Regions from separate parts of the Homo sapiens genome. Here region 1 is linked to region 2. A link is a loop called in an ENCODE intact Hi-C map of the cell type or tissue named here. Cell type or tissue: endothelial cell of umbilical vein. All regions are shown on one strand. Links, peaks and the distances in the headings refer to the core of each region. The heading gives the core; the rest is flanking DNA. Region 1 has its middle 110 kb from the start of LINC02509. Region 2 has its middle 37 kb from the start of LINC02509.

Evidence for each region. Peaks named below come from ENCODE experiments on the same cell type or tissue, not always from the same donor. Only the 100,000 strongest peaks of a DNase experiment are listed, where the experiment ranks them.
Region 1: it touches region 2 in a loop (2.2-fold over the local background); 1 of 110 quality-filtered maps calls a loop at or near these places.

What each region holds. Positions count from the first base shown.
Region 1 is chr4:176,986,534-176,990,938 of GRCh38, forward strand. No RefSeq gene overlaps it. Among named protein-coding and RNA genes, the nearest start is that of LINC02509, 110 kb to the left of the region's middle. In endothelial cell of umbilical vein, for the core only: no CTCF peak of the experiment used is centred there; a DNase peak (open chromatin) is centred at 1,888; H3K27ac peaks cover 968 bases.
Region 2 is chr4:176,836,979-176,841,383 of GRCh38, forward strand. No RefSeq gene overlaps it. Among named protein-coding and RNA genes, the nearest start is that of LINC02509, 37 kb to the right of the region's middle. In endothelial cell of umbilical vein, for the core only: no CTCF peak of the experiment used is centred there; DNase peaks (open chromatin) are centred at 1,853 and 2,223; H3K27ac peaks cover 1,831 bases.

The DNA of each region.
Region 1 (4,405 bases), core at 272-4,271, 150 kb after region 2:
TTCAAGGAAAAGGCCTGCAATGTCATAGTTTTCCTGTTGGGAAGGGAAAATATATCCCCTTGAAAACATGTAAAAATACGCCTATCTTCACAGATGCCAGGCTGAAGTCACACTATCTGAGACACACACACAAACTAAAACTGTAAATTTTACTTACTGTTTCTGGACTGTCCTAGCAGAAGCAAACTAAATCTGTTCTGGAGAAAAAACACTCCAGACCTCAAAGTTTTCAACATGTAAAATGTCAAGGCAAAGTGAGCACCTCATAGGAAAATAAAATCACAGAAACATATAAAGAAACAAAGCACCATAAGCAACACTGGAAGAAATAACAAACAGCAAAACCTGGCCTGCAAAGTCCTCATTAATGGGAATTATAAACATTTTATAAAAGTAGAAAAAAAAGTTTAAATAATCATAAGGCACAAGAAGATTGGGAGAAGAATCAAAAGAAATCCTAAAATTAAAAAAAAAAAACTTGAAGTTTAGAATTTTATTAATCCAAACTAAAAACTGGAGAAAATATCCAAAATTCATTTCAAAGTAATAAAAGAAATGGAAAGTGTGATACAAATCTTAAAGCTATGGGAGAGTTAAGTCTTAATATTTTGGATGGGGAGGAGAGAGAGACTAGGACAGAGGTATTAGCTAAAGGTATAATGGCTGAGAACTTTCAAGAACTTGAAAGACACCAAATGCAGATTCAAAAAGACTTGATTTTTAAATAAAAATAAAAAATGAATCCAACAACATGTGATAGTCAGATTACAATCTATCAAAGACAAAGGCCAGACATTTAGAGCAGCCAAAGAGAAATTCTGACAAAGGAGCCATAATTAGAATGACAGCTGACATCCTTATGAAAATAATGAAAACTTATACATGGTATAATATCTTCAATATGCTGAACGGAGATACTTGTCAACCTAGAATAGTACAGCCAACAAAAATAATCTTTCTCAAAAATGAAGGAAATATATAGACCACTTCATACAACCAAAACCTAAGGTTGTCACCAGCAAATCTACAGTAAGGTATTTAGGTGGAAAAAATGCTTTTAGATAGATGGGCTGAGATGTTAGATGCTAAAGCTTGAAATTTGCAAATATGTGGGGAAAATGTAAGAAAACATTCATAGGCAGAAACTCTACAGAGTGATTAGGGGATTGGACTCTGAAGCCAACAACCTGAATTGAAAATATGACTATCATTTAGTTGGTATGACCATGGGCAAATTAATAAACCTCAATATGCCTTTGTTTTCTCATTTGTACAGTGGTGATAATAAAGTCACCTCTCTCATGGGTAATCATAAGAATGATATGAAACAGTAAAGTACTTAGTAAAGTACTGGGAATATAGTGTGTATGTTATGACAATTATTACTACATAAATAGTAAAATAATAATGATAATGTAATAAATAATAATGTATAAAATAATGACAATGTTATATGGGATTTAAAATATCTAAAATTACATAAAAAGTAAGAAGGGTGAACATAATCACATTGTTTGGGGAAAATATGAAGATATTAATTAATTTTAGATTTTGATAAGTTTGCATATTAAAATTTCTAGAGAAATTGCCAAAAGAATAGGCAGTGAATAACTTCCAAAGAGTAAAGAAAAAAATGGCTTGAAAATCAATTCAAGAGCTGATTTGTGGGTGGGTTCAGTAGATGACATGCATTGTCAGGAGATTGGAAGGTGAGAATAAGAGAGAAATCAGTGTATTTTTCCCTTCCCTTTCCTCCTTGGATCATATCTCAGGAAGTGATTGCTCCTCCATGGCTCTAGCTCCCACTGGATAGACTCACTATAGTTGCACTCATGGCTGGCTGACTCATCAGGTTCTATAATCTGGCCTTTTCCTTTTGTCTGTCTCTAGCCTAGGGAAGGTTATAACTTCCTACTATTGCTAACATTGCCTGCTGGTTAGTCAGTCTTTCCACTAGCTGTGTAATCATGGATTAAATTACGTCTGTTCAAACACTGAGTGGTTTTTGTTGCCCTTGTTGGTCCCTCCCTAATACTATGATGATGGATTTATCCATCAAAATATCAAAGCACAAGATAGTAAATATTTAAATAATTTTTTAATTACCCTTGTTCTGATTCCCTGCTTACTGAGTAACTTTCTAGTCATGAGATATTTTCCAGATGGTTTTTTTTTGAGGGAGAAAGTGTATTAATTATTCCTAAGCAAGTTCCTTCCTTCCTTCCCTCCTTCCTTCCCTCCTTCCCTCCCTCCTTCCTTCCCTCCTTCCCTCCCTCCTTCCTTCCTTCCTTCTTTCCTCCCTCTTTCTTTCTCTCTTCATCTTCCTTTCTTTCTTTTACTTTCCTAATTATATTCCTGTGTACCTGTAAGCTTTGAAAATGGAACTGTGCTCTAGAAAGGCAAATCTACCTTGAGTATTGATATTTATGTGTCTGATTTTACAATGTTAAAGACCAGACCCAAGAGAGGGATGAATTCCCTAAATTAGGTATATTAACTGATAGCCACTTGGTATTTCCCATAAACAGCTTCCAATATTATTTATTTATACTTCTTTATGTAGACAGTATTTTTTTTATTTTAAAGAGTGCTACTTTCTACACAGATTCTGAGAAAGAAAAGTACATTGATTTTGCTGGTAGAAAATTCAAAGAACACTCATTTTCTGGTATCAATGGAAGTGTGGCTCTTGGAGATAATAAAACCTCTATGTATAGCCTTTTGCAGAAAAAAACTCTAAAAGTCTTAAGCAGCAGGTCTTTTAATACTTTAGAAATATCAATTCTTTACAAAAAGCCCTTATTTTCTCATTAGGCAACCTTAAGATGTCCAACCCAGCTGTTTTATTTGTCTAAACAAATGGGAAATGCAATTTCATAATGATAACTTAACTCTGTTCAGAAATTGGCAACTCCTCCTTTGTTTCAAAGTTTGTCTGACCATGCTTTCTTTCGCTCAGTAATTCTCAATATGTGCTTAATATATCCTCAGTGTGTGGCTCAATATATTCTCAATCCACAGTTGCTCACTGCAATGGCAGTCAGATAGGGCCTGAGGGGAAGCACTACAGTAGGGGACATTGAAGGGAAAATCTTCGTGAGAATCTTAAATGTTCCTGCCTCCATCGCCAGTCATTCTTAACATAAGATATATGATGTGAGCAATTATTTCTAGTAAAATATTAAATTTAAAATGTTTTCCTTTCAGTTTAAAAATGCAGATTTTTAGGCACTTTGTGGGAGGATATTTCCTTTAAAAAACAAGAATAAGACATTAGAGAACTTCATGGCAGATAAAAACATTCAAACTTACATTCTGATGGTAAAGAGCTGAATGGAGTAGAGGAATGGAATATTAAAGCAGAAAACTTAAAAGACAATTTATGTAAAATACAGGAATTATTTGAAAAGGAAGAATTTTATGCAATAATCTAATAATTACTTAAATTATTGGATAAATTGTGTAAGGAGGAGAGCCACTGATTTAGGAAACAGAATAGCTCACTTTCTCATCTGCATTTTTTCCTATCACAGATTTCAATCAGGATTGGTCTAAATTTTGAATGAGGAAATAAGTGTTAAGAGAGAAAAGGGAAAAACTATAGATGATTCTCAACTTATGATAGGATTACATCCTGATAAGCTCCTTATACTATAACTTGAAAATGCATTTAAAGCAGACAACACAGCAGATGGTCCCTGACTTAACAATGATTCAATTTATTATTTTTTTGACTTTAGGATAGTGTGAAAGCAATAATACATTTAGTAGAAATCGTAACCCCATTGTAAGTTGTAAGGAGCTCCTCAACTTATAATAGGGTTATATCCCAATACCACCCGTAAGTTAAAAAGTAGTAAGTTAAACTATCATAAATCAGGAACTGCCTGTGCACCAATATAAACTCATGGAGGATCAAAGTGGTAGAGTTGCAAGAAACATCACAGACTTGTTTATTTCCTTAAACTCTTCTGCATATAATAGACTAAATCTAGGGAGAGAAAGTGACTAGCTCAACTGGCTGGTGCCAGAGTCTAGTTCAGACCTTGTGGTCTTCTTGCTATTCAAAATGGGGTGCAGAGACCAGCAGCATCCAGTATCACCTGGAAACTTGTTGCAAATACAGAAGCTCAGCATCCAATCTGAAACTCTACTGAACTTGAATCTGCATTTTAGCAAGATCCCAAGGTGTCTCTATAAACTTTAAAATCTGAAAAGTGTTGCTCTAAAGGATTCACATTGTTTTTTAGTTGTTTTCCACAGCTGTCTTGTTGCCTGAGAATATAATGTCCCCATGGGCAGGAATTTGTTCTCTGTTTATTTGTGTCTTCCTTAGCAAGAAGTTACAACAGGAGTAGGACAACATCTTTTATTTTTGTTGTTTATTTTCACAGTGTATAAAGGA
Region 2 (4,405 bases), core at 250-4,249:
TAAGAACTTCATTTGTTGAATCATCAAACTTTGTTAGTGAAGACCTAGGTATGGAGGTTAAAAGCTGTTTTTACAATTATTAGGCTACAAATAGTTATTACATAAAATTTGTAGATGCAATAGAAATTTGCTTGCCAAATATTTAACTAATTTGACTATAGTGTGAAATCTTCTTAAAGTGGATGATCTGATGATTCTTTGCTCACTGAGGACAGCAGCGTAGGAGTAAAATTTTAGTTATTTTTAAGAACCCATTTCTTAAAATGTATGGCATGAATTGTACTCATTATTTCCAGCTTCAAGTATTCCACGAGAATTACTCTGTTTCTTTGTTTGTGGTATAATCATGGGAAGTTCACCTAAGGGCAGAGTGGTAAGTGTAGAAAATCCTGGTTTATTGCAACACATGGGGACTATATTTGGCCTTCGAAAGGATTACTTGCTCTAAAGTTTTAGCATGCAGCATCTAGTATTCAGGATAAAACATCATGTTTTTTCTTAAAATCCTGGTCAAAGTTCTGGTCAAATAGCATACTAGCTTTTTTTTTTTTTTTTTTTTTTTTTTTTGCCCAGGCAAAACTGCATTGTCATTGTGTCCGTGATATCCAGTTAATACCTTGTTAATAGCCTATACCCTCTAGTAGGCTTTAAAAAAAAGGTCTTTGTAGGGTGGGGACACAGATGAACATAAATCATAATTAATTAACAGGCCACAAGGATTGCCATGAAAATAATAGCTTCCTGGGTCCTTCAAATCTAATCTACCATCAAACTTTCAGAGTCAAAGCAATCTCTTTGACAGCCACTTGAGTTAATTTGAAATTAGATAAGTGGAGAAAGCAGAGAAGCTTTCCTTTTATTGAATAAAAATTAACTTCTAAACCATGGAAAAATAACCTTTCCTGTGATTTTGTGATTGGTGATCACACTGGAAAATTGTTCAAAAGTATTAAAAATATTGATTCAATAATGGATAATCTTTTACAGCTTTTATTTTTAGTGTCCCTTGAAGAACCCAATTCTTTAATTACTCTTACAGAAGGAACACAACTTCATAATCCTTAATTTAGGTTCAATAGAGCAACAACAATCGTTGGATCAAGACAAGTCTAGGTTTAAATTCTGTATTTTTAACTTGTAGTAACCGTTCTAGATGCCAAGTTTCCCTTCATAAAACTAGGGTAGTACAGGCTCACTATCCCTTATTCACAATTCTGAAACCCCTAAACCACTAGAAACCATTTTTTTCTTACTTTGCAGAAAAACCTGATGTGACCCGAATCCATTATGTGAAAACCTGACTAGCACTGATGTGGGGCTACTTACAGCCTTTACTTATTCTATCCTATATAGATATGCATACATTTCACTGAGGAAGGATTAATGTTGTTTACCGAAGAAAGACACCCCAGGCCTAAAACCCAAAGATTTCGGAATCCTGACACATATTTAGCCGGAAGGATTTCATATAAGGGATTATGGACCTGTAATACCAATGATGAGGATTCATATGCAGAGTAAAAAAGCAATCAATATTAATTAGTAATGCTTGACCCAAAGTAGATTTTTTTCAACAAACACATTGTTTCCTGTTCCTTCACAGACAAGTGTTCTGTGCAAAATTATATTCGTGTTAAATGATCCATTTATTGCCTTACCTCCCCAATAAATGTGTGATGACATCTTTTAAAAAAGAATAATTTTGGTTCAGATCTATAAGATGTGACAAACCGCAATTGTGATGTTTGGAATGATTCCAACACAGTATTACAGTTTTTTTTAAAGGCCATGCCATGGACAGTTTCTTATTGTCTTACCTCACTGGGCACGCCCAGTGCTGGCCGTGTATTGTGACTTGCACAGACAGGAAGGCCACTAGGATCCTGAAATGCTAGAAATAACTCAAAAATAAAAAATAAACACCAGCAGTAAAAAGTTAGACAATGGAGAAAATGATTTAGAAGGAAAGCCTAAATATTTTAACTCAGTGTTTGACTATGAAAATGGGTAAAGAGAATGGCATATTCAGAAAGTATCTAAACCAAAGTCAGTGAGAGAACTACTTAACATGACACTAGAGTGAATAACCTTAAAGGAATGTTATTCTCATTTATCAATTCAAGGTGATGATAGGACTAGTTCATCATTTCGATTTCAAGATTTACTGTTTTCCAAGTGTATCTTGGCTATTGCCTCGTTCTCATGAGTCTCTAAATACCGTTCACTAAGCCCAAATTAATTGTCTGAAGGCACATAGTGAAGCAGTAATACTGGTTAGCAATGTTTGTTTCATCAATGAAGCTACTGCTCTTTCCATAAGTATGACTAATAGGTTAAAAATATGCAAAGGGAAACTTGGGAAGTCTGAGGGATTTTCCAACTCCAACAACCAATTCTCTGATTCTCTGGACACCAGCTGGGTGTATAACAACTCAGTTCAATTCTGACACCCAGAGTTAGCTCAGATCCCACAGCTTAAAGGCTTGGTCCCACAGGACTACCCCCACTTCAGGTGTCTGTCATAAATCCTGGGCCTCCGGTACTTCTGACCAACTGGCTATAAATTCAGGATTCTCCTGATCCCTTCCTAAGGTTTGGTAATTTGCTCGAATGCCTCACAGAACTCAAGAAGATGCTTCTCTTATGTTTACTGGTTTATTATAAAGGACACAAATGAACGTCCATATAAAAAGATACATAACGTGAGGTTCAGAAGGGTTTCCAAGCAGAGGCGCTTCCATCTCCATCCTCCATGGGTGGACAAGTTCACTAATTCTAAAGCTCATTGATTCCTGTTATTCAAGAGTTTTTATAGAGCTCAGTCTCCAGCCCTTCTTCCCTCCCTAAAAGTCAAGGGTGGGGCTGAAAGTTTCCACCCTCTAATCACTTGGTCTTTCTGGTAACCAGCCCCAACCTGAGGCTATGTAGGGATCCCATCCAAAGTCAACTAATTAGCATACATTCTGCTGTGGAAAGGAGCTCTTTATGCATAAAAGAAGACTCTCTGATCAGGGAAATTTCAAGAGTTTTAGGAGCTCTGTGCTAGGCACTGGGACAAAGAACAAATATATTTCTTCTTTTTTTTTTCTTTTTTTTATTACACTTTAAGTTTTAGGGTACATGTGCACAACATGCAGGTTAGTTACATATGTATACATGTACCGTGTTGGTGTGCTGCACCCATTAACTCGTCATTTAACATTAGGTATATCTCCTAATGCTATCCCTCCCCCATCCCCCGACAAATATATTTCTTATTACACTACAGTAGTTCCCCCTGCCCCTTATCTGTGGTTTTACTTTCCATGGTTTCAGCTGCTTGTGGTCAACCACAGTTTAAAAATAGTAAATGGAAAATTACAGAAATAATTAACTTTAAGTTTTAAATTGGACATCTTTGAATAGTGTGATGAAATATTACACTGTCCCTCTCCAGCCCACCCAGAACCAGAATCATCCCTTTGTCCAGAGTACCCATGCTCTATATACTGCCTGTCTGTTAGTCACTTAGTGACTGCTTTGACTGTCAGATCAACTGTCGGCAGTATCATCGCAGTGCTTGTGTTAAAGTAACCCTTTTTTACTTAACAGTGGTCCCAAAATTCAAGGCTAGTGAGTTTGGATTTGCCAAAAGAAGCTGTAAAGTGCTTCCTTTAAGTGAAAAGGTGAAAGTCCTTGTTTTAGTCCATTTTTGCATTGCTAAAAAGAAATATCTGAGACTGGGTAACTTATTAGAAAAGAGGTTTAATTGTGTCATCCTTCTGCACACTGTACAAGAAACAGTACTAGCCGGGCACGGTGGCTCACGCCTGTAATCCCAGCACTTTGGGAGGCCAGTGCGGGCAGATCACTTGAGGTCAGGAGTTTGAGACCAGCCTGGCCAGAGATGGCAAAAACTCATCACTGCTAAAAATACAAAAATTAGCTGGGCATGGTGGCATACGCCTGTAATCTCAGCTACTCCAGAGGCTGAGGCATGAGAATCGCTTGAACCCAGGAAGTGGAGGTTGCAGTGAGCCGAGATCGCACCATTGCACTCCAGCCTGGGCAACAGAACGAGACTCCATCTCAAAAAAGAAATGTAGTACCAGCTTCTGAAATTGTAAAGGAGAGAGAAACTTGTTCATAGTATATACAAGATTCAGTATTATCTGAGGTTTCAAGCATCCATAAAGAGTCTTGCATGACATCCCACATGGACAAGGGGAAACTACTGTATTTTAAGGAATTTTAAAAAACTATTTTCTGAAAACCCATTATATCCAGATCAACTATAGCATGGAGAAATCATATAAGTACTATTCGTGTTTGACTAATTAACACTTCAAAAAGAGAACCAGAAAATCAACAGAGAAAAATTTATACTGTGAAGGAATGGGGAGGGGGAGCATCTAGATTTATTATC